Regions from separate parts of the Homo sapiens genome. Here all the other regions are linked to region 2. Evidence: chromatin loops called from intact Hi-C (ENCODE). Cell type or tissue: GM12878. All regions are shown on one strand. Links, peaks and the distances in the headings refer to the core of each region. The heading gives the core; the rest is flanking DNA.

Region 1 (6,622 bases), core at 661-5,660, 150 kb before region 2:
ACCCTTGTCAACCCTTTGCAACACAGAACAGGGGTTTAGACAATAAGGGTGAACGTGAAAGCGTGGAGATGACACCTGGCCCCTGACCAAGGTGGAACTGACTGGAACAAGATGGGAGCCAATTCTGCAGTGAACACGCTGCTGCTTTTCGTCTCCGCTATGACCGTGTGTTGCTGGTGGTTAAATACCCCACCTGGGTTCAGTCACCTCAGACTGTGCCATTGCCACTGATCTCAGGACCCACTTTAGTTGTAGCCTTTTACTCTGTTAGCGTTTTCAGCCTGGAGAACAGAGCTAGTAAAATACTTATAAAATATTCCACTGCTTCACTAACGGCATGGAAAAGACAAGAGCTTTTAAGGCTCTGGCATGAAACAGGGAGACAGTGGTTACATTCCTATTTCACGCAGTCACTATTTCCGTCTACGTTAAGCTGAGGAGTGTAGTGTTTCGGTGACATTTAGCATGGAACGCTGCTGGGTTCAGACCTGACATTCCCAAACCAGCTGACTGTCAAGGACACAGCCTACTGCCTACCTATATTACCTTAGGAAACGAGACAACAGCATTGAACAGCATTCAGTCCATATTTGTGTTCTGTCTTCCTTGGACAAGTACCAACAAAATAAAATCCTATCACATTTCCTGTAAATTTTGAATGACATAAATTTTTGATTAGCAATTCTTTTTGAAGTGTTGAACTTTTTGTTCTGATTTTATATTCTACTCTCTGTGCTTTGTTGTATTTAAAATCAAGTTCACCTTTCAGAGGCAGTGATGGGTGAGGTAAGAGACAGACTCTTACATCCTCCTCCCCAACACACACACACACACACACATACACACACACACACACACACACACGGAGGCACTGTTTTTCCCAGTAATGGAGAAGCCATGGGAAGAATTTCAGAGGTTTCAAGGGAGCTAGGGTCGTCTAATTCCTCTATATCCTTGGATATCCCCATTCTTAATGTCAAAAATAATCTCTCGAACTGGTTTCCCAGAGTCTCAACCCATTTGCTATAGTACATGCACCATCTCAGGTGTCCAAAGATGAATATTTGATAAGCTACTTCTCAACTTCATACCTCTGCTGCTGTTTTTCCATTCTGGAATGTGGAAAGCAGTGTGACTCCTATTAACTGACCAGTAGTCAATTTTAACTACCCATAAATATGTGAGTGTCTTTTATCTGTAATCTCCTATCTGGTGCCATTTTTGAAAACCAGTTAAGACTCTTTTATCCTAAAAAATGAACTATGTCTAATTTCTTGAAAGTAATTATTGATGAAATACTCCCTGGAGAGTCTGAAGCCCCTGATATTGCATATTTAATTGTTATCCTCCTTTTAATAAAAGGTATAGGAAGAAATTTTAAATATTATTCCTAAATACCTTACATCAAGATGAGCTAGAGTTAATTAAGTGGGACGAGGGATAATGAATTCAAGGGCATTTAAGAAAGATTAAAGAACCAGTGCAAAATGTTTTAATCAGGAAAGAAATTAGTGTGTTTAATGACAGGAAAGAAGTCAGCAGAGTGACAGGAGCAGGGGGAGGAGGTGGTTGAGTACAGGGCAAAATTGAAGAAGGCAGGAAGGCACCAGACCACTCAGAACCTTACTGGTCAAGGTAAATGATACAGAATCCAACATAAAGCTTAATAGGAGACACTGAGGTTTTCAACATTTGACTTCTTTAGTAATCAGATTCGTGGCTGTGTGTGTATCTGTGTATTTAATCACCCTGGTCACAAAGTGAAGAAATAATGGACCATGCAGGGAAGGCAAAATGTTACCTCTACCCTCTTGCAGTTTTTCGGCTGGTCCTGAGAATGGAAGATTAACAGGAAGGAAAGCATACACATGTATTTAATACAAGTTTTACATCACATGAAAGCCCCCATAATTAAAGGAAGAACTGAATGTGCAGTTAGAGTTGAACATTCATATATTGAATTGGGCAAAGGGTCATACATTGTGGAAAGGTGAAAAAGTAAAGGGGCTTAGGCTAGGGTTGCTGGTTGAATGGCAAAGTGACTAGGAAGGTGAGGATTAGTTTAACAAGCTTTTTTTGTTACAGATTCCTTGGCCTCAACATCATCCCATTCTATCTTGGATGTTAAGAATATTCTTTTTTCCTGGTATAGATAAGACATCTTTTATATGGGAAGCTTATTCCATTTTTCAAGAAGAAAAGGGGAAGGGTCAGAGTACTCCTCTTATACTTGCTATTGTCTTTAATGCCTCTAGCTCAAAATATTCCTTATGCCAAAGTGGCATATTTTGGGCAGAGGGTTGGGAGGCTTATGCTGCCACCCTCCAGCAGTGTGAACAGAGTTGATGCGGAGGAAAAACTTAGCTCAGGCAAGCAGTAGTTTAGCTCAGATAATGATGATGGTGTTAGAAATATGGGGAAAATGAGACATTTAAAAGGAAGTAAATCAAAGGACTTGGCAATTGATTAGACATGAGCAGCAATATGCAGGGGGTGGTGGGTGGTGATTAAGAGAGACTGCTACACACAGACAAATAAGAAGGACCAAGTGGGAAGAAGATCAAGATTTACTTTGAGATTGGGAGTGCCTTAGGGACAGTAATCTAACCAGGAATATGCAGAGAGCAGTTGGATGTACAAGTCATGGACTCAGAAAATGGATCTGGATAAGAAGCACACCTTTGGGACATTTAGCATCACTGGAAGAATGAAAGTGCCTCCAATCCCTTGATATACAGTTTACAATGAAAAGATCAGAGAGCATAGGATAGCGGTTTAGGGAGCACACCTGCCTTGGGGGACTATAAAAGGTTGAGGGAGGCAAAATGCACTGATAAACCACCATCGGCATTAGACTAATGGCTGAATAATTGTGTAAGTAATTGCTAGTAACAATGCTGTGGAGTATGTGGCAGGTAGCACATCAAGTGCTGCTTTTTTCTTAATTTCGCTCTGATACCTGGAATGCCTTTTTGCTGCCTCGCTGCCGGGCGGGCCACTCCCGACTCAGGCAGGCCGAGGCAGAGCTCCGCGGGCATTGGATGAATTCGCTCCTTTGACCACTAGAGGGTGATGTGGATCTTTCTATAAAATATCTGCCGCTCATCAAGTGGGGACTCACAGCTTCACCGGATATTTCAGATGAGATGTTTAGGTACTGACTGACCAAAAAAATTGCAGATATCCTGGGAGGCCAATTGGTCTTTAAAATGGCAGGATCTAATCTTAACATTTTGTAATAACCCTTAGCGTTTACCCATATCTGGCACCTGTAGTTGTGTGATTTCTACACAGTTGATAAATATATAAATGAATAATACCGTGATTTCTATTCAACATTGTGCTGAATTTGCAACCAGTGAAACAAGGGGAAAAAGTTGAAAATGAGAAAGGAAAGAAAAATAAGTATTGGCGCACGACAAGTTTATTTATAGAGATTCAAAAGGGTCTAAAGAAGCAATGCATTATCAATAACAAAATGTAGTAAGTTTACTGAATTTAACATAAATATAAAACATTATTTTATTTTCACATACTACAAGCAGTTATGTTTTTTAACGAGAGACAATTTACAAATAATGATATAAAATAGAAAATAAACACCTAAGAACAAATCTATTAGATTAGCAAGACTATCATGCAGAAAACTATTAAAATTTTAGGGGAATCAGGGCCGCGCTCAGTGGCTCACGCTTGTAATCTCAGCACTTTGGGAGGCCGAGGCGGGCAGATCATGAGGTCAGGAGTTCAAGACCAGCCTGGCCAATAGGGTGAAACCCATCTCTACTAAACGTACAAAAAAATTAGCCAGGCATGGTGGTGCACGCCTGTAGTCCCAGCTAGTCCGGAAGCTGAGGCAGGAGAATGGCTTGAACCCAGAAGGCGGAGCTTGCAGTGAACCGAGATCATGCCACTGCACTCCAGCCTGGGCGACAGAGCTAGCCTCTGTCTCTAAATAAATACATTTAAGGGAATTATTTTAAAAGTTTGAAATAAGCCGGGCGCGGTGGCTCACACCTGTAATCCCAGCACTTTGGGAGGCCGAGGTGGCTGGATCACCTGAGGTCAGGAGTTCAAGACCAGCCTGGCCAACATGGTGAAACCCTGTCTCTGCTAAAAACACAAAAAATTAGCTGGACATGGTGGTGGGTGCCTGTAATCCCAGCTACTCAGAAGCCTAAGGCAGGAGAATTGCTGGAACCCGGGAGGCGGAGGTTGCAGTGAGCTGAGATTGCACCATTGCACTCCAGGCGGCTGGGCGACAGAAAGAAACTCCGTCTCAAAAAAAAAAAGTTTGAAATAAGTAAAGATATACAACATGATCATGAAAAAGTGAATCCAATAGTAAGGTTGTTTCAATTTCTGCAGTATTATCTATATATTCAATACCACAGTAATCAAACTACAAAAGATTTACTTTATGAAATTTGTCAAATAATCTACAACTAAGTGAAAAAGAACAAAAATAAGCAATATTTAAGAAGTACAAAAAGTGATGTGAATTGCTCTACCAATTATCAAATTATGTTATCATTTAGGATAATGAAAGAAGCGTGATTAAATAGGCAAATGGAAAACAGAAAATGAAAAATAGGCCCATGAATATACAGGAATTTCATATATAATAGAGGTGTTATTGAAGATATACGGAGGAATGATGTAATATACAAGTTATTCTGGAACAGGTGGTTATCCATACAAGGAAAGATGAATTTAAACCTTACTTCACAATATATGTCAAAATAAATCACAAGTGAATTAAATGCTTAAATGCAAAATTCAAAATGTTAGGAGTTTTGGTAAATAATAAGGATTATATCTTCATGAACTTGGGCTATGGAAGATTTTTTTTAACAAAGAATTAAAAAACATGTTTACCCCAAATAAAAGAATAATGCATTCTACTAAAGAAACCCAACAAAAAGTAGCACAAACAGAATAAAGACATACACCACAAATTGGAAAGATATTAGCAACACACATAGCTGACAAAGGTTGGGTATCCAGAGTCTAGAAAAAACTGTTACAAATAAATAATAGCTAATCAACCAAAAAGAAATATGGACAAAGGGCAGTTTACAGGCAACACTGGTGGCCTATAATATATCAAATATATTCAACCTCCTTAGCAACCAGAAAGAAGCAAACAAAAACTATATTGCACCATGAGATAATATTAACATACTAGACTGGCAAAATTAAAGGTATATTAAATAGCAAGTGTAGTCCTAGATGTGGAACATCTGAACACACTCATGAGCTGTTGGTGGGATCACTTATTTGGCTTAATCACTTTGGAAAGCATTTTGTTATGTTATGTAAAGTTGACATGTTGACTTGAAAACTCAGTCTTTACATTGCCAGGTATGGCAACAATCTTGCACCTAGAAAAGCAGAGACATGTTCGAGAATACAATACTGTTTGTAGCAGCACAAACACCCAGGGAAAAATTAGTGTGCATTAATTCAAGAATGAATAAATTCTAGCCAATGAATATAATGTAATACTAGATGGCAGCGAAAGTAAATTGTCTAGATTGTGTGTCAACGTATTATCACAGACCTAATGTTGAATGAAAAAATAACATTGTAGAAAATATATAAACTAGCTGATTCCTCTTAGATACATTTCAAAGACACACAAAATTAAATACTACATAATTTACAGATTCTTGTGTAAATGCTAAAGACTATAATGCCAAGCTAGTGAATGACAAATTTAAACTTCAGATTACACCTACCTGGGCATGACGGAGAAACAATGAGGAAATCTAAAAGAGTAACATGGACTGAGAAATTTTCAGCAATAATCTAACTCTTAAGCTGATTGGTTCAGGCAAAGGTATTCATTTTATTGCTTCTATATATGCATTGCATATTTGTCATAAATATTGTTCTGTATAGTTCAACATTTCATTATTTAATGTAGCCGGGCACAGTGGCTCATGCCTGTAATCCCAACAGTTTGGGAGGCTGAGGTGGGCAGATCACTTGAGGTCAGGAATTAAAGACCAGCCAGTGACATGGTGAAAGCCTGTCTCTACTAAAAATACAAAAATTAGCCAGGTGCGGTGGTGGGGGCCTGTAATCCCAGCTACTCAGGAGGCTGAGGCAGGAGACTGCTTGAACCCGGGAGACAAAGGCTGCAGTGGGCTGAGATCATGCCACTGCACTCCAGCCTGGGAGACAGAGCAAGATCCGTCTCAAAAATAAATAAATAAATAAATAAATAAATAAATAAATAAATAAATAAATACTTACTTAATGTAAAGCAGCTGCTATGTGATTTTATAAGTGTGTCAAAAGCTACTATTTGTAAAGACCGAGTTGTATGATTCCTTACCTGAGATGGAAGGGAGGGGAAGAAGCAAACTGACAAGTTAAAAAAGTAAATAGAGTGTAAATTAGTTCAACCATTGTGGAAGACAGTGTGGAGATTTCTCAAGGATCTAGAACCAGAAATACCATTTGACCCAGCAATCCCATTACTGGGTATATACCCAAAGGATTATAAATCATTCTACTATAAAGAGACATGCACATACATGTTTATTGCACCACTGTTCACAATAGCAAAGACTTGGAACCAACCAAAATGCCCATCAATGATAGACTGGATAAA
Region 2 (5,815 bases), core at 816-5,815:
ATGACTGTGGTCTGAGGTGATGACAAGTCCGTCAGCGCTGACCTCTGATGTTTCTCCAGCCCCCTGTCACTATCACCCATTCCCTTCCTCCCTGCATCTCCTGAGGGGCACCTCCCAATTGTCCCATTCCATGCGGCAAGACGACTGCTCTCAGAGAGCTCCTGGTTATGGCATTGCTCCCTACCCTCCCACAGTGATCAAACTAGAATTCAAGCTCCCTGGGGAAATGTAGGGTTCTCCTGGCACCACCCTTGCCCCCACTCCCAGTCTCATGCCTCTTCACTGCTCTCCTCCCCTGTCCCCTCCCCTGCTCAGAAGCCCTGGTGGCCCATCCAACAAGCCATGCGCCTCCTGCCTCTGTCTCTGGACACTATGGCACTCTCAGACTGGAAGCCGTTCCTAACCTCCCCTTCACCCTTTTCAGAAAAGTCTTCCTGATTCTTCCTTGTCCCCACCTCCCTTGGGTCTGGCTCTGCTGGCCCTCCCTCGGGTCTGAGGCAGCCATCCTCCTCCTGTCTCCGCTTGCCTCTGTCCTAGTCCTGCTCAGGTGCTCAGGTGCAATAGATGCGTCCATCCTGGCAATCAACTGTGTGCTCCTCAAGCGGGTACATCTTGTCTTACATATCCTGATATCTCCAGTGATTAAGCAAAGCCTGGGATGTAATAAGCACCCAGTGAGTGGAGGAATAAACATGGAGTGGAGGGAAATGTGCTGAGAAAAGAAAGACCCTTCCAGAAGAATGATTCTCAAAGAGTGGTCCCTAAGCCAGCAACACCAAAATCTCCTGGGAATTTAGGAGAAACACAAAAGCTAGGCCCTACCCCACACCCACCGAGTCAGATCTCCTGGGACAGGGCCCAACAAACAGCATATTTTTTTATTTGAGATAGGGTCTTGCTCTGTTGCCCAGGCTGAAGTGCAATGGCATGATCACTGCTCACTGCAGCCTTGACCTCCCAAGCTCAAGTGATCCTCCCACCTCAGCCTCCCAAGTAGCTAGGACCACAGGCGCACACCACAAACCCAGCTAATATTATTATTATTTGTAGAGATGGCAACCTCATATGTCGCTCAGGCTGGTCTCAAACTCCTAGGCTAAAGTGATCGCCTGCCCCTTTGCCTCCCAAGGTGCTGGGATTACAGGCGTGAGCCACCACACCCAGACAGCAACCTGCATTTTAACATATCTTCCAGGTCTTCTGATGCCCGCTGAAAACTTGAGATTGGATACGGTAATGACATCCTTAGGCCAGTATTGAAACCGCCATTGCAAAATTGTAACTGAGACAGTGAAACAGATCTGACCCAACCAACTCTATCTTGCGGTTTTTTTTGTTTTTGGTTTTGTTTTTTTTTTTTTTTTTTGGAGCCGGAGTCTCAATCTGTTGCCAGGCTGGAGTGCAGTGGCTCGATCTTGGCTCACTGCTACCTCCACCTCCCAGGTTCAAGTGATTCCCCTGCCTCAGCCTCCCCAGTAGCTGGAACTACAGGTGCACACCACCATGCCTGGCTAATTTTTTGTATTTTAGTAGAGGCGGGGTTTCACCATGTTGGCCGGGCTGGTCTCAAACTCCTGACCTCATGATCCACCTGCCTCTGCCTACCAAAGTACTGGGATTATGGGCGTGAACAACCGCGCCTGGCCTCCATCTTGCTTTTAACCTCCAAGCTGTCCTTATTCCTTCCCCAGCATAGGCTGAACTAACTTTGGGAAGAACTTAGTTTCTAGTTTGAAACAAAGACGGTAACAGTCCTTGCCCAAAACAAACCTCCTTTTTGCCTGGAGACTAGACTGTCTTATAGGACTAACAAATTTGCCAAAAGATTAGAAATTATGGTTTAGGAGTCACGTAGCTGGAGTCTGCAAGATTCCAAACCTCCCCAAATTGCTCCTGGGGATAACGTCACTATTGTAAAACCTAAGATCAGTGCTTGAGATATTTTAAAGACCCTGCACTTGATGCATCAGCTGGCACAACGCAGATCGATAAACTAGTTCATCTGATCTTGTGGCCCCCACTCAGGAACCGACTCAGCACAAGAAAGCAGCTGGGGTTTCATCTCCAACCCAACGGATCAGCACTCCCGACTCACTGCTTTCCCCTCCGCCCACCAAATTATCCTCTAAAACTCGGATCCTCGAATTCCCGGGGAGACGGCAAGATTTGATTTGAGTAATAGTAAAACTCCAGTCTCCCACACAGTCTGCTCTGGGTGAATTACTCTTTCTCTATGTCAATTCCCCTGTCTTGATAAATCGGTTCTGTCTATACAGCAGGCAAGGTGAACCTATTGGGCAGTTACGATATCTCTCTGAAAACAAGTCACTATTTTTTGTTTGTTTTTGTTTTTGTTTTGTTTTTGAGACAGAGTCTCTCTCTGTCGCCAGGCTGGAGTGCAATGGTGCGATCTCGGCTCACTGCAACCTCCGCCTCCCGGGTTCAAGCTATTCTCCTGCCTCAGCCTCCCAAGTAGCTGGGATTACAGGCAAGCGCCACCACGCCCGGCTAATTTTTTGTATTTTTAGTAGAGACAGGGTTTCACCATGTTAGCCAGGCTGGTCTCGAACTCCTGACCTCAGGTGATCCACCCGCGTCCGCCTCCCAAAGTGCTGGGATTACAGACGTGAGCCACCGCGCCCGGCTTCAGTCACTAACATTTTTACTGACTCTTCTGGCACCATGATTAACCCCGACACGCACTATCGCATGCAATTCTCACAACCCCATGAGGTAGGTATTATTATTGCTCCTAGCTTACAGATAAAGAGACAGAGTTTAAGAGGTTTAGCCACGCTACGGGGCTGCTGGGAGCCCGGCAGTCTGGCCACAGGAGGTCGGTTTCACGGAAGGGCAGGATGTGGCGGCATCTCCTGAATTTAAGGAGTCTTGGGGGCGCGGTGCTTCTCTGTCATTGGGCAACTCATTTTAGCCTCTTGGGGTTTCAGTTCCTCAACTGAGAACAAGGAATTTAGGTTGAAATGAACATGCTGGAAAGCTTTCAAGAATTGCACACGTGAAATGCTCTTTGCGTGTCTCCCGGTCTCCCACCCGCCCCCGACACAGAGGCGCAGGAGTAACCCTGCTCCCTTCCGCGTCCTCGCCCCACCACGAGCTGCGCATTCTTCTCGCCCCCTCAAGTGGCCGAGCTCAGATTGCAGTTACTTAGGTCTAAAAAAATAAGGAAAGGCTGCCCCCTGCTGCCCACATGGATGCATGACCCCAACCTGATACCTGCCTAACTGGTCTTCCTAGCTTTTATGGAAAAAACGCTGCATATGAGCTTGGGCATACCGTCCAGAGAGGCAAAACTGGGACAAACTCCATCGGAATTCTAAAAAACCATGATGCCAAGACAGAGTGGCATTATTATTTATAAGGCCAGTAGGGATGAGGGCCCCCACTAGGTGATTAAAAGACACTAACTTAGAGGATGAATTATTGATAAGTAAACGAGGTGAGTAAGGCAGGAAAACATGCAGAAATAGATCAAAATAAACTGAATATTTCAATTAGGAAAGGTACTGGCAAGAGGCTTTGACACAATCCAATGGATGAAAGCAATCAACTTTTTTTTTTTTTTTTTTTTGACAGAGTCTCACTCTGTCGCCCAGGCTGGAGTGCAGTGACTCAATCTCGGCTCACTGCAACCTCCACCTCATGGGTTCAAGCGATTCTCCTCCCTCAGCCTCCCGAGTAGCTGGGACTACAGGCGCACACCACCATGCCCGGCTAATTTTTTTGTATTTTTAGTAGAGACAGGGTTTCACCGTGTTAGCCAGGATGGTCTCGAACTCCTGACCTCATGATTCGCCCTCCTCGGCCTCCCAAAGTGCTGAGATTACAGGCGTGAGCCACTGCACCTGGCTGCAATCAACTTTTTATGCAGGCATTTGGTAGCATGTTGCGAGGTCCATCACTATTAATGCCGTGAATATACCAAATCCTCTTTTTCTTTCTTCCCTAAGTTCTAAGGGCCATGCCCTGGCACCAAACTTATGGCAGTCCTAGACTACCCTCTGATGTTCACCATGGCTTACCTCTGCCCTGTTCTAGTTGGGGACAAGCTGTGGGTCCCAAGCCTGGCATTGTAACAGAAACGCCCAGGGTAATTTTCTGTTTGTTTATTTAAATAAATAAATAAGTAAACTCAGTCTTGGAGATTTTAACTCAATAGGTCATGAAGACTACTCAGAAATCTACATTTTTCACAGTTGTCCAAGTGATTAAGTCCTCACTGAGCAAATTCAGGACAAGGAAACAACTTCTTACATAAATTCTACATAACTTCATACATAACTTCACACATAAACTTCTTTGGCAAAAAAAATGACTTTGTAAATTAAACAAGTAGGTTTTTAAAGTAGCATATTTTATTTAAAGCCAAATTTTCTTGATTTTTAAAATTAACTTAAGTTTGACTTTCAATAGACAATAGAGCTATATGACTCTAAAATGGAAACAACCCAGTAACGTTGACACTGGGAAATGTAACTTTTACTTCCGCTCTGTTTCTGTCTACTCCACCCATTCTTTCTTTTCTTTTTTTTTTTTTTTTTTTTTTTTTTTGTTTTGATAGAGTCTCACCGTGTCGCCCAGGCTGGAGTACAGTGGCGTGATCTTGGCTCACTGGAACCTCCGCCTCCTGGGTTCAAGTGATTCTTCTACCTCAGCAGCCTCTCAAGTAGCTGGGATTATAGTCACCTGCCACCACGCCCAGCTAATTTTTTTTTTTTTTTTTTTTTGTACTTTCAGTGAAGATGGGGTTTTGCTGTGTTGGTCAGGCTGGTCTCGAACTCCTGGCCTCAGGTGATCTGCCTGCCTTGGCCTTCCAAAGTGCTGAGATTACAGGGGTGAGCCACCGCACGTGGCCTACTCCACTCATTCTTAATAGGTCATCACTCTTGTCAGTTTCTGTTGTATCTTTACAGTGTTTCTGTATACAAAATGTATACAAAATCAAGTAAATACAAAAGTATAATTCTTCTTTTCCCCCCTCTGTTAGACAAAGGTGGCATCTAGTTATGCTATTCTGAGACTTTCTCTTTTCTGGGTTAATAATGTATCTTAGAGAATTTTCCATAGCAATATAAAATATTTTGATTCTTTTTTTAGCATTGAATATTACTCCATTGTGTGAACATATCACAGTTTATCCAGTCCCTTACTGATGGGCATATAATTCAATTTTGTCAGTCAAATTAGTGAAAAGTGTATTTTGATGAAGTTTTTTTAATTTTATTTTTCTTATTGTGATTTTTTTTCCCTTATAGTTAGGTACCATTTGGATTTATTTTTCTCTGAACAATTTACTCTTCACCTATTTTTATTGGGCTGCTGGATTATTTTCCTATTGATTTTTAGGAGTTCACCACATGTTGAGGAGATTAGCCCTGATGGTGAGAACTAGGAATATTTTTCCCAGATTGTTATGTATATTTTGATTCTGTTTATATTTTACCATGCGAGTGTGTCATCATTATGTCGTTGTTTGTCTTTTTTTTTTTTTTTTCTGGATTTTAAGTCATAGCTTAAAACCCTCCGAGTGACGCACAGCCTCGGGGCAGGGCCAGGGTAGTGATGGGGGCTGTGGCTTCTCTATAAGGACATGCCCCAACGTGACAACAGCTTGGAGAGGGGTGGGTACTGGAGAAGACCAGCCCCTTCGCCAAACAGCCTTACAAAGACATCCAGCTCTAAGGAGCTCAAAACATCCTGAGGACAGTGCCTGGAGGTGAGAAGGAAGCCCCCGGCCTGGTCCATACCCCACCACCAACTTGCATAATGGGGGGTGATGTCACCCACCCTCCACTCC
Region 3 (6,622 bases), core at 951-5,950, 94 kb before region 2:
CGTGAGGGGCTTCACAACAATCTCTGGGCTCAGTGGGGAGCTACTCCCTTGGTGAATCTCCTCACTGCCACTCAATGAGCCATCAGGGTGGGCCGTCACCTCTGCTAAGCCACAGAGGTACACCACATCCTGCTCCTGAGAGGAAGGGAAAGACAGAGGATCATAGGAAGTAAACCCCTTGAGGAAATTTCAATGTGGAATTTATTCTGTTTCTTGAGTAGCATATATATTTTCCCCACCTCAGACCCTAACCTCAAGTGAACTTACTCCCAGACTCACACACATAAATATATGCACCAGCACCATCCCAGCAAGGAGGCAGCTGCAACAAAAAGAAGCAGGTGGGAGAGTATTATATTACATATTTAACTACAGGATCACTCCAAGAATTACATCCCCTAAAATTATTCCCTCCATTGGAAGCAGACTAGTAGCCAATAGGAAGAGAAATTGCTAAAACAAAAATGTGTTCAGTTGGATGAAGTATTTATTCAAAACAGAAATGTATTTATGAAGACATAATTCTTCAGAATTATATTATAAGCTAAAAATAAAATCCTATACCCACCAACTGACTGAAAGGACCATCTCTGGGACAAGGGCACCCCAGAGTAACCTTGAATGTTGAGTTCTTGGCCAGGACAGGATGGAGGGATCAGACACACCTTATTATACCTCTCCCTTAGAGCCATGATGAGGTTTGCTTCCCTAAAGGCTAAACACAAACCAGCCCTTTGAAAAGACTCTAGCACTAAAAGCAACAGAAAGTCTGATGCTGTCCCTCCTTTTTGCCTGGTAAAAGGCCACCAACCAAACAGTGTTTCTGGCCAGTCTATGGAGGACGTGTAGTGAGGCTTTTGGTGTCCTTTGCTTCACCTTTTGATGTCAGAGAGCTGAAAACTCCACCCCCAGATCATGCTAACATGGCCAGTTTTTTTTTACAGGAATCCCATGAAGGGGCAGGAAACTCAATTGTGGATGTATATGTTTTTCCCTTTATTAATATTCATGACTCCTCCTATAGCTTATTGAATATCTGTATTTGGCCATTCCACTCAGCATGTATTTCTTTTCCCTTTGCCTCTCCCTAGATGTGTGTTTCTGGCTTCTGGCCAGAGGCTGTGCTTCCCAGCCTGTCAGAATGGCCACACTGCAGGCTGCAACCCTTTATGAGAAATAAAGCTCTCCCTTCCAAATTTGAACCTCCTCATTCTTCCATTGACAGTATCAAAGATCAGATAGTTGTAGATGTGTGGTATTATTTCTGAGGGCTCTGTTCTGTTCCATTGGTCTATATCTCTGTTTTGGTACCAGTACCATGCTGTTTTGGTTACTGTAGCCTTGTGGTATAGTTTGAAGTCAGGTAGTGTGATGCCTCCAGCTTTGTTCTTTTGGCTTAGGATTAACTTGGCAATGCGGGCTCTTTTTTGGTTCCATATGAACCTTAAAGTAGTTTTTTCAAATTCTGTGAAGAAAGTCATTGGTAGCTTGATAGGGATGGCATTGAATCTATAAATTACCTTGGGCAGTATGGCCATTTTCACGATATTGATTCTTCCTATCCATGAGCATGGAATGTTCTTCCATTTGTTTGTGTCCTCCTTTATTTCATTGAGCAGTGTTTGGTAGTTCTCCTTGAAGAGGTCCTTCAACGTCCCTTGTAAGTTGGATTCCTAGGTATTTTATTCTCTTTGAAGCAATTGTGAATGGGAGTTCACTCATGATTTGGCTCTCTGTCCATTATTGGTGTATAAGAATGCTTGTGATTTTTGCACATTGATTATATCATCATTCTTCTAAGAAGATACCAATGAAGTTTCAAGGATGATTCAGCATGATAATGAACTGTTTGTAATCATTCAAGATATACTAAATGCTGAAGGAAGTCAGTTAGAAATAAGAAGTAGGACAACCAAAGGATAGAACCTAGAAGAAGACAAAGAAAGGATTTTACAGAAGCTGCTCATGAAAAGAGATCCACCAATTCTGAGATAAAAGAACTGGGTTTGAGTAAGCCACTTGTTATAAGCATGCTCAAGGTTTTCAGAAAAAAATAAACAGAGCTAGTCAATGATACCTGGTAATAAAAGATATTTTGAATTTCAGGCCATTGAGGGTAGCATGCTAAGTGTGGTTTTAGTTTTGGGAATTAGAGTAAAATGAAAATAATTTCTGAAGAAGTCTCCAGCCAAACTTTAAAAAGAAAAAAATGCAAGGTATAGAATATTTGAAAAATTTATTATTAATAGTTGAAAGTACATATTTTAGAACTGGACTGATCTGGTCACCGTCTAGTTTTGCCATGTTACTTAACCTCTCTAAAGGTAGTTTCCTAGCCTATAAAATGGAAATAGTCATACCTGGCTCTGAGAGGTTTTATTTAGTTGAGAAAATGTATGTAAATTGCCTGACACAATCCCTAGCCAAGAATAAGACTCAATAATAACTAATGGCGGTAGCAGTAAGAGTGCTACTACTAGCTGACCATTCTGAAAGTTGAGCCTGAGTGAGTGATAACTATACACTGTGCAGTTGTAACTTCTTAACACATTAATTCATGTAATCTTCACAGCAAATCCACAAGGTTCATACTTTTATTAGTACAACTTACAGAGAGTAAAACTGAAGCATTCACAGTTAACTTACTTGCGTAAAATGAGCTTAAGTAGCAGAACCCATATTTAAACTTAGGCACTCTCTCTCCAGAGCTTTCTTTGTTAGCCACTAACCTTGTGGTAGTGCAATCAAGTAAATGGGTTTGTTGTCTGATATGCTCAGAAGCCAATAAGCATGGCACCAGCTTTTGAGAAAAGAAAAGGTTTTACTGCAAAACTGGTCAGCAAGGAGAAATAAGCCGGCTCAAATCTGTCTTCCTGATTCGGGGTCTTGGACAAGTTTTAAGGGACTGAGAGCAAGGATTTAGTGATACTGGGTTGATAGGGTCTGATTGGAGGGTTTCAGATTTAACCATTTATGGTAAAGTAGGTTGAGGCAGATTTGAGCCCAGATCTTTCCAGCCAATGAACCCCTTGCTTCTGAAAGAGTTTCAGCCTCCAGATTCCAAGCATCTTCCTGTCTTCTTGGTTCCGAAGGGAGGAATCGTTCGTTCCAGGTGTTATTTGAGGTCAAAGCTTTTGGCTCTGTCGTACCTACAAGCTAACTCATATTTTGTTATCCACATAACAGACCCAGTTTGGGCTGATCCTGCAGTTACAAATCCCTCCCTTTTTGTTTACTTTAGTTCTCAATCTTGAAAAAATAGAGTGTCTACCACTCTAGCTACTTTTTGTTGACAAGGGACATAGGTCTGGGTTTGAGGAATGAAATTGTTTCATAAATAATTGCAAATATTCATAGGTCCTGAGTTGAGGTCAAACAGGTGGGTCAGGGAATTCGATATTTAATAACTATTTCATGAGCAGGGGGAATTGATTTAACAATCAATTTAAAAAATAGACAGCAGGTAGAGACCTTGAGAGAAGGAAGAGAAATCTTAACACATACAGAAATATAATTTTGAGTTTAAGTAGACCCTCAAAAAATAGATCTTATTCCTAATGAAAACACGCTGTTTACATATTATATCCAGGTTTTTTAGAGAACACTAGATGGCGTCGAGTGGCTTTTGGTCTATTATTTGGGTGGGTCTCAACTTTTTTAGAAGTATTAATGTAAACACAGCATGACATATTAAAGCATAAACACCTCTTTGTTTAGCCAGTATATAATCTAGAGTAATTTTATTATCTATTATTACTTTAGCCAAAGCACCTGGCTCTCTCTATTGAGCCACCATGGCCATTGTGGTCTCCTTGGCAAGCTTTTTCAGGGCAATGGAAAGGTTTTTAATCATATGTTTATAAGAAGCAACTCCCCACCATGGCAACAGAGTTTGTCTAAAGAAATATCCTACACCATCTGGTGGGCCACCTGGTAAATATTTAACTGGGAGGAGGTTTAGCATAGATCTTTTGGCCAAGGTGAACAGTTTTATGGTGTTAGTCTAATGCCCAGCATCACTAATGCCACAGACAGAGAAAGGAGTGACTAAGTACCCTAGTAAACAGATGTCTTTGGGGCATCAGCTGTCAAGGCATTCATAGTCCGAGGGCTGGTCGTTTGTTTCATAGACAAAGACATATCCTGAGGAGGCGCATAGAATACCAGATATGTTGCCGGGCGCGGTGGCTCATGCCTGTAATCCCAGCATTTTGGGAGGCCGAGGCGGGCAGATTATGAGGTCAGGGGATTGGGACCATCCTGGCCAACACGGTGAAACCCCATCTCCACTAAAAATACAAAGAATTAGCCAGGCATGGTGGCGGACACCTGTAGTCCTAGCCACTCGGGAGGCTGAGGCAGGAGAATGGCGTGAACCCGGGAGGTGGAGCTTGCAGTAAGCTGAGATCGCGCCACTGCACTCCAGCCTGGATGACAGAGCAAGACTCCATCTCAAAAAAAAAAAAAAAAAAATACCAGATATGTTAACATCTAAGTTCTCAGTTTCAGGAATTTTACTTAGGACTTGGTCAAAGTAGGAGTCAGAGTATAGAGGAGTCTAGAAGGAGTTATCTAACTTACAAATTGGTAGGGAAGAGGGCAGTCCTTGAAGGCATACTAGGTTCTTTTTATTTAACTCTTGATGTAATCATGTAGATCTACAGTTTGAGGACACATCAGTGTATATCTCCTGGACCAGAGGATAGAAAACAGGAAGTGGAAAATAGGTGTGTTAAGTAAAGAGATGATTTTCGTTTCTGCGTTAGCCAGTGTCTGGCTTCTGTGGGCATGGGCCCCTTTATCCTCAGTTTTAAAGCTGTTAACATAAGTGTCTTTGCAGGGGATGTTAATGGAAAACAGGGAACTAATGATCCTCCCCCAGCAAATCTGACCCTACAGGTTATACCTGTGGGTTTTTTATCATAGGTCACCAGAATATTAGGCACTTTAGAGAAGTTGGTCACAGAGATAAGCAGCAGATCAGTGTGATCAAGTGCAGAGGAGGGTTTTTGATGACATCTCTAACATTTAGATAGATTTTGTGAGGTAGGTAGGGATTGGGACATTTTTATCAAGAAATTATCTTTTTGGCCAGTCATGGTGGCTCATTCCTGTAATCCCAGCACTTTGGGAGGCTGAGGTGGGTGGATCACTTGAGGTCAGGAGTTTGAGACCAGCCTGGCCAACATGGTAAAACCCTGTCTCTACTAAAAATACAAAATTTAGCCAGATGTATTCACTTGAACTCAGGAGGCAGAGGTTGCAGTGAGCGAGATCATGCCACTGCATTGCAGCATGCACGACAGAGTGAGACTCTGTCTGAAAAAGAAAAAAAAAAAAGAAGGAAAGAAATTATCCTTTTATGTTGAGGTAAGGCAAGCAAAAGGATGTAATAGAGGAAAATTGTGGGCATTTTTAACAGAGGAAATCATTTTGTTTCCCTGAGAGGAGATATTTGGCTGATAGAAAAAAAAGCATCAGAAAAAAATAAACTCTACCCAAGGAAGGGCTATAAGGTCCCAAATAATATTTTTGAGGTTAAATCAAGGAGGTAGAGATGATTAATTCAATAGCATAGAATAGTATATATGACAACAAGGCAAAAATTAAGTTGCATTAATACAGGCCTCGCCCAATATCTTGGGCAAGCTGTCTCCTTTAATTGTCTCCTGTTTCTGCCCTCACAGTTCCATCAGATGGAGGCTGGTTTTAGAGACAGAAATGGATTTCCACTTATCTGGAGAGTTAGGAGCCCTTTTGGCCTTATTGGGTTTTTTAAAAAGTAACTTAAAAAAAGGTTAGGGGTTTCCAAGTGAGTTCCTGGGTGGAAAAGCTGGTTGTGGGCCTCCACAGCCATCTGGTAGACGGTCAGTCTGGTCCTTTGGCTTTTCTTATCTGTGAAGGGCATGACCTGTTTGGGAATTTTACAGGGGCCAAGAGGAATCTTCTGAAAATGGGAATAACTTTTACCCATGAATGATGAATTTAGGGCCTCAACACTTTTAACTTTATTGCTGAATGGATCACTAAAGGAACTTCATAAGGACCTAATCTGTTTGAACTGTAGTTGGTCTTCAGGGTAGCGGTTTTTCTAGGTCTTAAGTTGTACTTAGTTTCCTAGACTTAGACAATGTAAAGGAACATCTATAGGAAACATTAAAACAGCTAGAAGCGTAATTATGTATAGCAGAAAAAGTTATACCCAGAGACTGTACACATTTTATAGCATCTAATGCATTTACCCATCATGATCATTTTCAATATTAAAACAGTATTTAGTCTTAAGAAGGGTTGTCCCACATAGAATTTTGTAGGGGCTAAACTGGTGCTTACTTTTAGGGGTCATTCTTACTCTAAGCAGGGCAAGTGGCAAGATCTTATCCTATGTTAAATTGGGTTTTTGACACATTTTGGCAAGTACTTTTTTTAAGATATTGTTTATCTTTTCAGTCTTTCTAATAGACTGGAGCCTCTAAGAGGTGCTTAATTTCCCCTGTATCCTAAGAGCTCCATAAATGTCTTAGGTAAGTCTGATATCTCTGTTGTCACTTTGAATTGAAAATGACAATCCAAAGGAATTATGTCTTTTAATAAAGCTTGAGTTACCTCAGATGCATTTTTT
Region 4 (6,622 bases), core at 1,010-6,009, 180 kb before region 2:
CTATTCTTTTTGTTTTCAATGCAGCTCCCAGAAACTAAATCTATCCATTTAATATTCTTTTTCCCAGGAAAATTCTTCTCATTCTATTTAAAGTGTAATATTCTAGTTTAATGGGAAAGTTTTTTGTTGTTGTTGTTTAGCCTTTTAAAAATCTCTACTGAAAAAATTTTGGATATGAAAATTAGCCAGGCATGGTGGCGGGAGCCTGTAATCCCAGCTACTCAGGAGGCTGAGGCAGGAGAATCGCTTGAAACTTGGAGGCGGAGGTTGCAGTGAGCTGAGACTGCACCACTGTGCTCCAGCCTGGGCAATGGAGAGAGACTCCATCTCAAAAAAAAAAAAAAAAGAAAAGAAAAGAAAAAATTGTGAAATGTGGTCTGAGACAACTTTTCTCAGTGTCACCTGAGGCATGGGTTAAACAGGTATATTCTAGGACAGGTTCAGAATTTCAGAGTCGAAATTTCTTGTTGGTGGACTTTAGGAATACGTATCATTGCTCCTGAGTATTTCTGTTAGTGCTGAAGTTCTGCCCCAAGGACTTCGTAAGATTAATAACATCGCAAATCTTCTGTAGTGCTTTAAAATTTTGTTCTTCATTTTTTTATTCTCACTTTCTTCTCTTTCCTTTTCCACTTCCTCTTATGTTTTCCTTAATCTTCAACTTTCCTAAGCACCTGCAAGTGGGATTGGAGCCTTGTTTAACATCGTCCATGTAGCAAAATAAGGATGAGGCCAAATATTTGAACCAAGGATCCCCATCTCCTATGGAAGGTGCCCTGAGGTTGTGGGTGTTGCTGGGGACATGATGTCATGGCCAGATCCTACATCATGCGGCCAAGGGAACCCAGAACTTTCACTGCTCTTTGCTACTGCACATCAGAACCCATCGCTGGGAGTGTCTTGCACTGCCTGACCTCACCATGGATATCTGGCTCCTCTGCTGGGTGACCCTGTGTCTCTTGGCGGCAGGTGGGTCCAGGTATACTTAAACATTTGCATAAAGATGTTTTTGGCTGGGCGTGGTGGCTCACAGCCGTAATCCCACCTTTTTGGGAGGTTGAGGTGAGTAGATCACCAGAGGTCAAGAGTTCGAGACCAGCCTGGTCAACGTGGTGAAACACCTTCTCTACCAAAAAATACAAAAATTAGCCAGGCGTGGTAGTGTGCTCCTGTAGTCCCAGCTACTTGGGAGGCTGAGGTGGGAGGATCACTTGAATCTGGGAGGTAGAGGCTGCAGTGAGCAGAGATCACGACATTTCACTCCAGCCTGGGCAACACAGAGAGACCCTATCTCAAAAAAAAAAGATGTTTTCTTTGGGCTTCCCTTCACCTTCTATGGCTTCCGTCTTCTTCCACAGGACACTCGGAGCCTGGAGTCAGCCAGACCCCCAGACACAAGGTCACCAACATGGGACAGGAGGTGATTCTGAGGTGCGATCCATCTTCTGGTCACATGTTTGTTCACTGGTACCGACAGAATCTGAGGCAAGAAATGAAGTTGCTGATTTCCTTCCAGTACCAAAACATTGCAGTTGATTCAGGGATGCCCAAGGAACGATTCACAGCTGAAAGACCTAACGGAACGTCTTCCACACTGAAGATCCATCCCGCAGAGCCGAGGGACTCAGCCGTGTATCTCTACAGTAGCGGTGGCACTGCATGGCTGAGTCAGTTCCCTCCAGGGTGCAAACCCTCTGGCTGCTCTTCTCCCAGTTGAACTCCAAGAAAACATTTGAAAAAGCCTCTTCCTTATCTTCCTACCCCAGAAGAAAGAAGCGAGTTGATTGTTGTGGCTGCAGCTGCTACCGGGAGAGTACAAGACCATGAATTAAGGTCTTAAATGGTCATGATGGGCACACTGGACAATGGGCTCCTGAAACTACCCAAATACAAAATGAGACATTCTGTGGATCAGGAGGAATCCACATGTTTAGAAGGAAGGGCCCCAGACCAATTTCCAAGTTCAGAGACCAGCTATCTGAGGTTGATATTACTTACCAAAACACAAAAACATTCCTACTGATTTTATCTCAAACACAGTTCTCCTGCAAACTCTTCCCCCACCAACGTACCCCAGCAGAGGCAATGACATGTACATTTATGGAACAGCCTGTTGACTACTGCAGATCCATCTCTTCAATAAGACCAACTTTCCCTGGAGGTCAGTGACTAAACCAAACCGCAAGGCAGACGGCAACACGACCCTCTTAGGGGATGGATGCCAGAGAAACACTGACTAAAATCCCCACTCGGGGACTGTCCTAGCACATTCAGTTCCTCACACAGCTGCCCAGGGGAGCGCGACGTTTTATTCTGTTACTTCAAACACTCATCTGTTCCTCTCTCTCTCTTGCAGGCCCTAGACTCACAGACACTGGAATTAGAGTCAGAAAAATTGCTTTCTAATCCCAAAACTGGTTTTGTTTACTCCCCTTCAGCTGTGAAATCTTGGCAAATGCTCTTACTTCTCTGGGACTCAGTGTCCTCCTCTTCAAAATTAGAGACTTGCTCCACTTAGTCTCTAAGATCTGATACAAATATGATTATTTGACTTGCTATTTATTTATTTATACAAATATTAGAATATTTATGTATACATTTAACATAAATATATTTATATTTAATAAAAACATAAAATTTATAACATTTTATATAAATTTATATCAATAATATATATTTATTGATATACTTATATCACATAAGAGATATATAAATATATGCAAATATATTTTATGTAAATTTTAATACAAATATAAAAAATACATTTTCTATATAAGTATATATAAATACTTATATATAAATGTATTTTATACATTTATATATAAATATATATATAAATATATATTTATATATAAATATATATATAAATATATATTTATATATAAATATATATATAAATATATATTTATATATAAATACAAATACTTATATATATTTATATATAAGTATTAATATATAAATATATGTGTTTATATATTATTATATATAAATAATATATAAATATATGTGTTTATATATTATTATATATAAATAATATATAAATATATGTGTTTATATATTATTATATATAAATAATATATAAATATATGTATTTATAATATTTATCTATTTATCTATCTACAGCTATTTTACACATGTGACAATCAGGGTTGCGATGGAAGACATCACTACAAGCTGGAAAATATGAACATAATTACATATGCAGATAACACAGATCCAGAGACTATCTGATTGCAAGGAACATTATAGATCACCCCTATATACCATAACTTTGAAGCTAATTTGAAATGTGGTTTGTGAAAGTATTATACATTTCCTGCAATCCCCTCCACTGCTGCTAGATGGCAGTAAAGGAACGTGTTAGAAAGTCTGGGGAGGGGACCTCATGATTTATTTACCGCGCAGTCATGATTTACCACGCAATCACGGTTTAGTCTTGTTGTCCTGTCATAATTAATAGTATCCTCTTTCACATACAAAAGTGTCTCAATTTGAACATTAAACTATACGGTCATTGTAGATAATGACACAAATGATAGCATCTCTGTTGAAAGTAAATTGTTTATTAATGTTGCAGTACCTTCATTTCTTTGTTTCGGTTTAATGAAATAGATTTTTTAAATTATAGAATAAATAAACACGAAGCTATAGCATTGGTCTGCTTTTTGTCATTTTACTATTTAAATATATCTCAGCCCTACTTACAGTTTGTATTAGCGATATATGGTGTATGAAGCCTCAACTTAAAAACTCAGCTTGGTCTTCGTAGTGCTTCTGTCACTGTCTGCCCAGCACCCACTGCCTCTCAATGTGTTCCAACGTTTCCCAATTCCTACCTGCTAATAAACCTACCAGGATATTTCCAGACCTATTTTCTCTGTGAAGAAAACCAAGCGACATTGACTTTCCCTCATTCATCTACTAATACATAAATGTCACCACATGCCAGTGACAACGGGGTAAAATAAGTAATAAAAGTGAAATAGGATAAAAGAATTGTTATACATTTATTGGCCTTCCGGAGAAATCCACCCTCTTCTCTCTAGTCTCCTGCGCACCCTGCCAACAATGTCATTGGCTGTAAAAATACCTCATGTTCATTTAACACTCTACAGTTTACTGAGTAATTTGTTGTTTTATTTTCATGCTTTAATTATATGTTTCCAGGTTCTCTGAGCTTTTGAGCTCCTGCTCTTCCCAGATGGGCTTTCATAACAAGGCCAGCCCCTTTCTCTCTCCCCTTCCGCCAGTGCCCATCATTTGAACCAAATTTTCTTCCTGTCTCTCTTACTTGATTCTTTCCCAACCTGTGCCTTCTGTTTGGTCTCTTAAAATATTTCCCTATTCAGTGATAACTCCCTTAATGAAGGCATCTTTATTGACTGCCTTGGAAATCCTCAGAATTATAGAAACATCTTTCATGTCCACCTTGGCATGTTTTATATGTTTCACATATATTTTCATAAATAATAAAAAAGTTATATATTTTCCATACGTAATAAAAATGTCCCTTCAACATGCGTAATATATAACAAGATTAGTGATCTTCCACCTAATGTCTTGGACAATGTGACTTCTGTCTGATAGGTATAGTCTTTGACCCCTACTTACTCATGATTAAAGAAATACCTTTCTCTCAAAGGAACTATCTGTGTTCACAGCGTTAAGTCTCATCCTGGATGCCGCAAGAAGACGTTCAAATGTCCACTGCCCACCCAGGTATGTGATGCTGCCTGCCATGGGTCACTAGAAGGTGATAGTTAAAAGTGTAGGCTCTGGAATCAAACAATGCAGACCACAATTCTGGCTCCTCTGCTCAAATGCTATGTGAACGTGAGCAAGACTGTGAACCTCTCTATGCCTCACTTCCTCACCTCTAAAATGAAGATAATAGTACCTACCTGAGGCTGAGCACAGTGGCTCATGCCTGTAAATCCCAGCATTTTGGGAGGCCGAGGTGGGTGGATCATCCCAGGTTGGGAGTTCGAGACCAGCCTGACCAACATGGAGAAACCCTGTCTCGACTAAAAATACAAAATTAGCTGGGCGTGGTGGCACATACCTGTAATCCCAGCTACTCAGGAGGCTAAGACAGGAGAATCTCTTGAACTCGGGAAGCGGAGGTTGTGGTGAGCCAAGATTGCACCATTACACTCCATCCTGGATGACAAGAGTGAAACTCTGTCTCAATAATAATAATAATAATAATAATAATAATAATACCTACCTGATAGTATTGGGTTAAATAAGATAATTCATGAAAATCCCTAGTGTGGTGCCTAAAACTCAAACGCTAATATACATAGGTTTGGCCTAATATTATGAGGTGTTATTATTTAGGATTGCTGTGCTTCAGCTTTTTGTTGAGTTTCACGGTTTGGCTCTTACTGGACCACTGACAGAAGCAACTCCATGACTGGTTATTCTGTCATTACCCCCAGATACTGTGCGATACCTTCCAAATCTACTACAAACAACGAGTGTGCATTTCTCTTGCTTGTTCCATCCAAGAGGAAAGAGATCTGTCCAGAGATGTCATTCTGCTTCAGTCAACCCAGCCGTGCCAGACAATATCAGCATAAATGTCAAAATTACCATATGTGGTCAACATATGCTGATACTGTGACCATATGCTACATGGGACTTGTTCCCTTAATTGTGAATAAGAGAACTATTCGTGTAGGTGTTATTATCCCCAATTTTATAGGCTCAGAAAGAGTAATAATTGGTCCAATGTCTCACAACTGTATGTTTCATGGCAAAGATTGGAAATGAAGCAATAACTTTTTTCTAGTAAAATTACAAGAATGACCTTAATTTCTTTCTAAGCAAACGTAGTGTATCATCACAACAGTTATGTTAAATCAGCTCAATAATCTCCTAGAAGAACATATTATAATATTCATTAGAGGTGGTATGGGCTTTAAGAGGGAGAAAAAACTAGGCAGGATATTGCTATACGTGAAGTACCATGCTAGATATTTCACATATGGTATTTCATTTCATCCATACCAGCAACCCAAAATTATGTTATTTATCCCTGTTTTACTAACAAAGAAATTGAAGTTTAAGGAGGGTAAGTGCAGGATGAACACTAAGCCAATTGTAGAGCTGGCTTTTGTAATCAGGGATTTTATTTAATTCGATTTGCTCTACTATCATCATGTTGAATTAAGAATGGCAAAGGGCTGGGTGCACTGGCTGACACCTATAGTTCTAGCTACTCGGGAAACTGAGGCAGGAGGGTTGCTTGATCCCAGGAGTTCGAGGCTGCAGTGAGATATGGTCATGCCACCGAACTCCAGCCTGGGTAACAGAATGAGACCCTGTCTCTAAAAATTTAAAAAAAAAATAAGAAATTTTCAAAAAAGAATAAAAATTAAAATATATATATATTTTAAGGCTGGGTGCGGTGGCTCACGCCTGTAATCCCAGCACTTTGGGAGGCTGAGGCGGGCGGATCACGAGGCGGGAAATCAAGACCATCCTGGCTAACATGGTGAAACCCCATCTCTACTGAAAAATACAAAAAATTAGTCGGGCGTAGCGGCGGGCGCCGGTAGTCCCAGCTACTCGGGAGGCTGAGGCAGGAGAATGGCATTAACCCAGGAGGCGGAGCTTG
Region 5 (6,622 bases), core at 939-5,938, 110 kb before region 2:
GACCCTTATACCTTCTGCGTAATGAATTAACTAGAAATAACTTTACACAGAGAACCAAAGCCAAGGCCCCCAAAACCAGACGAGCTACCCAAGAACAGCTAAAAGAACACACCCATCTATGTAGTAAAATAGTGGGGAGATTCATGAGTAGTGGTGATAAGCCTACTGAGCCTAGTGATAGCTGGTTGTCCAAGATAGAATCTTAGTTCAACTTTAAATTTACCTACAGAGCCACTTAATCCCCCTGTAAATTTAACTGTTAGTCTAAAGAGGGACAGCTCTTTAGACATTAGGAAACAACCTTCATGTAGAGAGTAAAAAACATTATCCCCATAGTTGGCCCGAAAGCAGCCATCAATTAAGAAAGCGTTCAAGCTCAACATCCAACCACTCTAAATTCTAATCACACCACTGAACTCCTAACACCACATTGGACTAATCTATTACTTTATAGATGCAATAATATTAATATAAGTAACATGAAATATTCTCCACTGCTTAAGCCTACATCAGACCAGAATAACCCACTGACAAATTAACAGCCTAATATTAATAAACAACTCAACAAATTTATTATTACCGATACTGTTAATCCAACACAGGCATGCTCTAAGGAAAGGTTAAAAAAAATTAAAAGGAACTCGGCAAATTTTACCCTGCCTGTTTACCAAAAACATCACCTCTAGCATTATTAGTATTAGAGGCACCACCTGCCAGTGACATATGTTCAACGGCCACAGTACCCTGACCATGCAAAGGTAGCATAATCACTTGTTCCTTAAATAGGGACTTGTATGAATGACCCCACGAGGGTTCAGCTGTCTCTTACTTCCAACCAGTGAAACTGACCTGCCTGTGAAGAGGCGAACATGAATAAATAAGATGAGAAGATCCTATGGAGCTTTAATTTATTAATGCAAACAAAGCTCAGATAAGCCCACAGGCCTTAAACTACTGTCCCTGCATTAAATATTTTGGTTGGGGTGACCTCGGAGCATAATTTAACCTCCGAGCAACCTATGCTAAGACTAAACAAGTTTAAGCGAATTACTATACATATATTGACCCAATAATTTGATCAACGGAACAAGTTACCCTAGGGATAACAGCGCAATCCTATTCTAGAGTCCATATTGACAATAGGGTTTACGACCTCGATGTTGGATCAGGACATCCTAATGGTGTAGCTGCTATCAAGGGTTCATTTGTTCAATGATTAAAGTCCTACGTGGTCTGAGTTCAGACCGGAGCAAGCCAGGTCTGGTACATGTGTATTTAAGTCCTCCACACCTCCCATCTATAAGTCTTTTTAAAACAAAGAAAATATGTTTGGTTAAGAGAAGGCTGGAAATGAGAGAGGGAGTTTTACTGGACAAAAAATGTATAGAGACTTATGTAACAATTATTATCTGATATTAATATCTGATGGTAATACATAATTGATTGAGAACTAGGGTGAAGTGACATAATCCCAAACATACATGGGAGAACGTTCGGGGAAATCAAAGCTGTTTTTCTTAATGGAATCTGAGTTCTGAGAAAGAAGACATGCAAAGGAGGATGCAAATATATGAAAATATATGAAATATTTGTTGTTTTAATTGTTAACACAAATTTATATACTCATATATTTGAGTCTAATTAGAATATTTAATAAGTTAAGTTTATGCCTGGAGTCCTAGTTTTAGTATTACAGGCAAAGAAGCAGAGTTAGAAGGAAGGAGGGGAATGAATTATGCATGCTGTATTTGAGGGCCTTTGGAACTTCCGAATGCTGGTAGAGTACACAGTTGGCACTCTGTATCAATGGGGTCCTCATTTGCAGATTTAGTCAACCTCAGATGAAAAATATATTTTAAAAATTACAAAATAACAACACAACAAAAAAAATACAAAATCTAAAACACTGAGGTATACCAACTATTTGCATGGCATTTACATTGTATTAGCTATTATAAGTAATCTAGAGTTGATTTAAAGTATACAGGAGGATGTGCCTAGGTTATATGCAAATACTGTGCCATTTTATATAAGAGATTTAAGCATCAGTGGATTTAAACTAATCCCCCATGAATACCGAGGGACCACTGGGTTGAGAACATGGTGCTGAAGCTCATAAAAAGCCCTTGCTGTGGGATTCTGACATAAGACACTGCATAAAAGCTCAACACACATGCCCTATAGTCAGTGTCCGTGATTCTCTGGAATCAAACTCTATTCTGTGAAAACAGGAACCGTGATGGTACAGGCTATTCTTGGCAATGGGAAATGAAACCTCAGAGGTAATCCTACTTCCATGTGGTGCAGAGCCCTGAGCTAGGAGATGTTTATCACTGTTTGGGAAACCAGAACCCTCAGCCTTTCTCCCTTCTGCCTCGCCTGAAGACAGGTGAGTCCTTTGCCATAATATGAAGTCTTAATTTAGCATTGCCACATTCTGGTTCCAGATCTTTCCCTCCTGGCTGAATATTAAGATTGCATTTTGTCTCTTGTCTTTCTTGGTATCTCTTCCCTATGCAAACTTCATGGACACTGGAAGGACTACAAAATCCTGAAAATCAAGAAACCTCCATTGAGAAAGGGGGTTTTACTAGAACAAAAATGTGTAGAGATATATACAAAAATTATATATAATAATGTCTGTCTCTGTAATTATTCACACTTAGCAATTCCCAGCACCTTCTCCAGAGGACTTCCCTAACTAAACAAGAAAGGTAGTCTTTGGGGAAAGTGTTTTCATCAATAAAAGACAAGCTATGTGTGAGTTATTCCTGCACTGGGCAGCAAGGAGTGGGTAGTTACCTCTGCCTTCGAGTACCCCTTCATTTGACTAGGACCTGAGACTCTCTCATATCTACTTCCAAGCCCAGGTTGAGCACTTCTTTTCTTTCCTTTCTTTAGTTGCTTCTACTGTGAGGTATAGATTTTACATCCAGTCACTGCTGAAGACTTTCATCAACTCATCACTCATCCTTCAGTCATCTCACACTGAGAACAACTGGGAGCCTCCCGTTTTCCTGTTTCTTTAACATTTGTCAGAATCTCCCCAAACCTCTAACACCTTTTTTTCAGCAGGGGGCAGTAAAATTCAATTTATTTTTTCTGTTCTCAGCACTTACTATTAAGACCAGATTTCATAGTAAAGTCTAAGGCCAAATCTCATTAATGATTTTAATGGTTACTTTTGTCTTAAAGGAGCCCCTGATAGGACAAGAGTATTTCAGGGTTTGGTAAATCAAAACTGTTATATTCCTTCGTGACACATGACAGAGGAAGAGTAAGCAGGGGCCCACATGTGTTACATGTAAATACATACAGACTTGAAGACATGGTGTTCAAATAGTAGAGATATAATAGTAAAAACCCAAAGCCTATGTCAGCATCATGTGAACAAAAATTTTAGTAAATACCAACTGTAGATCTTAGTGAACTAGGGCAAAGGAAGTGGACAACACTGGGAGAAATTCTGGGATTAATCTTTGTATCTCACAATCAAAACCAAAGACTTTTCTGTTAAGAAGAAATGGGGGAAAGGGCGGAGGGAGAATGGCACTTGGTTTAGACATTGTTTACTGCAGCAGCACCCAAACCATTTGTAGCAGTATTACCAAAGCATGTATTGGATTATATTTTCTGTTCTGTCATGATTGATAGTGCAATTAAAGGCAGATGGACTAAAATCATCCTAGGCAAAGGCTAAGTTGATAAAGCTGATAAAGCCTGAACACCAAGTCAGTGAAAAATGAGACTGAGAAAGTTATTATCACACAATAATAACACCATTCTGAGGACTCAGTGAATTCCAGTTACTGCTCCAAGCTCTTTACATGTGTCTATATAAATAGATTGCCCCGTTTAATGCTCACAAGTTCTCCTGCTCCTTGTCTGATCAAGCCACGCTGTTCACTGGTTCCCTCTTCTGCATGTTCTTCTCTCTTGGGTTTGCAGAGTTCATTCCTGTTCATCCTTCAGAACCCAACTCAAATGCCACTTCCTTTCCCAACCTTTTTAATTAGGTAAAATCTTGCTATTACAGGCACTCAAAGCTATGTAGTTTTTATGTTCATAGCTTACAAAACAGTTGCAATGGAATGTTTTGTAAGAATATTAAAGACTTGAGTTAAGATAAGCAAAGCATCAAGCCTACTTTGGATGAGGGAAGTCAACAAAAATATTACTCATTTGATGGGTTAAAAGGATATAGATGAAACTGTTTCAACAGGATGGCTGTGGGACCCAGGAAGTTTGCAGGGGCTGTGTCATCACACACACACAATGACATTATCAAGAGCCCATCCTGCTTCCCCACTACTGGGAGACATCCTCTCTAGCCCCAACTGTGCCATGACTATCAGGCTCCTCTGCTACGTGGGCTTTTATTTTCTGGGGGCAGGTAAGTCATAGACACAGTTCATTCCAAAATCTAGAAGGAATAATTCCTCTGTGTTGGGTTTGTGCCTGGCTCAGCATCAAAGTCCATCGTGAACTCTGTTACCAATTTTTGTCTCTTCCCATAGGCCTCATGGAAGCTGACATCTACCAGACCCCAAGATACCTTGTTATAGGGACAGGAAAGAAGATCACTCTGGAATGTTCTCAAACCATGGGCCATGACAAAATGTACTGGTATCAACAAGATCCAGGAATGGAACTACACCTCATCCACTATTCCTATGGAGTTAATTCCACAGAGAAGGGAGATCTTTCCTCTGAGTCAACAGTCTCCAGAATAAGGACGGAGCATTTTCCCCTGACCCTGGAGTCTGCCAGGCCCTCACATACCTCTCAGTACCTCTGTGCCAGCAGTGAATACACAGTGCTACATGGATACCGACACTCCGCACAGAAAGGGTCGCCTCTAATGTGAGGACATCTTGCCTCCAGAAACCTCATCTTAAACTACAGAAACCCCTACAAATCTTCCCAGACTCCTCAGCCTTGAGGGACCAGTGTGCTTTAAGTAACAGTCTGGACTAAAGACTATCTCTGGCTCAGTCTCTAACAAGCTGAGAAATGACCCAGCCCCACAGTCATCCTAGCTGACTTTTTCCTTGCATCTAGTTGTTGTTGTTCAATTGAGCTTGCACAAATTTTATCCTTCAAGATAAATGCGATAATATTTGACAGTTACCTTATGGCTAGCTGAAGAAAGTCTTTGTCAGCTAAGAAACAGGAAAAGGATCCTTTGACTTTCTACACAGGCTGTCTTTATCTCTGGTTCATGGTTTCTTCCTCATGTTAAACTTGTTCCTTCATACACAGCCACACAAAGTCCCTGCCCTTTCCTGACCCCAGTCCTGCACCTGACGGCTTCAGTTCCTCAATCTATGACTTTGAACTTAGAATAAAATTTTATTTTCACTTGAAATAAGTGATTAATGATTATTTTCACTAATATCCCTCTAAATAAATGTAATTTTAGCTATATCTGCATGAGGCCTAAGGAAAAGAAAAGGCTCCAACTTTGGCAAAGAATAGTCTTTAACAATGTCCCTGGATTCAGCCCTAAATCTCTTTGGAGACTACCCTTAGCATTGGAAGACTATCCCACGGCTAGGTGATTCTTCTGTCTTGGATATGCTGAATCTCAGGGAAGTGTTCTCTATCCACATGAGATCAGACCTGGGACCCTGAATAGATTTATTTTTCACAGAAGTATAGACTGCTGTGGGGCCCTGGGTGCTGAGCTCAGATGTGAAATCTCTGTTTTGAGGTTACCAAAAAGTAAAGTCACAGAGTCTCTGTCCTGGTTTTGCCTCCTTAAAAAGTAGCTTTAATATGTTAGAAAAGAATCTAGAAAACATCATACATATTTTATTATAAAAGTCATTTCTTGTTCATTCTTCTTTTCTGTTTGTTTTCTACGATACTAGCCATTCCTCACTCTTCTTTGTAGGCTCTTTCTATTCTCATTTTCCTTATTTTGACCTTATTTCTGGACTTTTTGTTCTTTTCCTCTTAACCTATACATACATCTTAGACAATATCATCCAATCTATTTCTTGAAGCATATGTCTCATTAGTTTCAAACTTATTCTCTAGCTGCCTACTAGATATTTCCACCTCTATATTTCATAGGCTCCTCAACTCAGCTTGTCCCCAACAGAGTTCATCATCCTCCCAATAGCATATCCTCTTTTGGAGACACCATCATCTTGGGAGGCTCATCTCCAATGGTCAGGTGTCCTTAGCAAACACCTAGAAGATTAACAACCCTCCTTACTGAACTCTTAGCCTCGTGCCTTACCCTTCTGGCCTTCTTGCAAAAGTGATATGCATCAGAGAGTTGGCCCTCTGTATTCATGAGTTCCACATCCCTGGATTCAACCAACCACAGATCAAAAATATTTTTTTCAAAAATCGTGTCTATACTGAACACATACAGACTTTTTTCGTTGTCACTATTCTAAACAATACAGTATAACAACTATTTACATAACATTGCATTGTATTTGGTACTATGAATTATTTACAGATGACTTAAAGTATATGGGAGTATATGCATAGATTATATGTAAATACTAAACCATTTTTTATCAGGGACTTGGGCATTTGTAGATTTTGTTATCCTTGGGAGGTCTTGGAACCAATTCACCAAGACACTGAGGGATAACTGTAGACA

What was found. Hi-C counts contacts between places; a loop is a spot of excess contacts. Peaks named below come from ENCODE experiments on the same cell type or tissue, not always from the same donor. Only the 100,000 strongest peaks of a DNase experiment are listed, where the experiment ranks them.
Region 1: a loop joins it to region 2, with 9 times the contacts of the local background. A loop is called at or near these places in 87 of 110 quality-filtered maps.
Region 3: it touches region 2 in a loop (7-fold over the local background); 17 of 110 quality-filtered maps call a loop at or near these places.
Region 4: it touches region 2 in a loop (6-fold over the local background); 36 of 110 quality-filtered maps call a loop at or near these places.
Region 5: a loop joins it to region 2, with 10 times the contacts of the local background. A loop is called at or near these places in 40 of 110 quality-filtered maps.

The regions. Positions count from the first base shown.
Region 1 is chr7:142,629,636-142,636,257 of GRCh38, forward strand. It overlaps TRB. Among named protein-coding and RNA genes, the nearest start is that of PRSS1, 120 kb to the right of the region's middle. RefSeq lists an enhancer at 2,918-3,212. In GM12878, for the core only: a CTCF peak has its summit at 3,069 (motif pointing right); a DNase peak (open chromatin) is centred at 3,066; H3K27me3 peaks cover 153 bases.
Region 2 is chr7:142,780,306-142,786,120 of GRCh38, forward strand. It overlaps TRB. Among named protein-coding and RNA genes, the nearest start is that of PRSS2, 12 kb to the left of the region's middle. In GM12878, for the core only: CTCF peaks have their summits at 3,175 (motif pointing left) and 4,045; a DNase peak (open chromatin) is centred at 3,066; H3K4me3 peaks cover 424 bases; H3K27ac peaks cover 308 bases.
Region 3 is chr7:142,686,030-142,692,651 of GRCh38, forward strand. It overlaps TRB. Among named protein-coding and RNA genes, the nearest start is that of PRSS1, 60 kb to the right of the region's middle. In GM12878, for the core only: a CTCF peak has its summit at 3,608 (motif pointing right); no DNase peak of the experiment used is centred there.
Region 4 is chr7:142,600,708-142,607,329 of GRCh38, forward strand. It overlaps TRB and TRBV17. Among named protein-coding and RNA genes, the nearest start is that of MIR11400, 130 kb to the left of the region's middle. In GM12878, for the core only: a CTCF peak has its summit at 3,335; no DNase peak of the experiment used is centred there.
Region 5 is chr7:142,666,433-142,673,054 of GRCh38, forward strand. It overlaps TRB, the pseudogene MTRNR2L6 and TRBV25-1. Among named protein-coding and RNA genes, the nearest start is that of PRSS1, 80 kb to the right of the region's middle. RefSeq lists silencers at 685-979, 5,152-5,352. In GM12878, for the core only: a CTCF peak has its summit at 3,070 (motif pointing right); no DNase peak of the experiment used is centred there.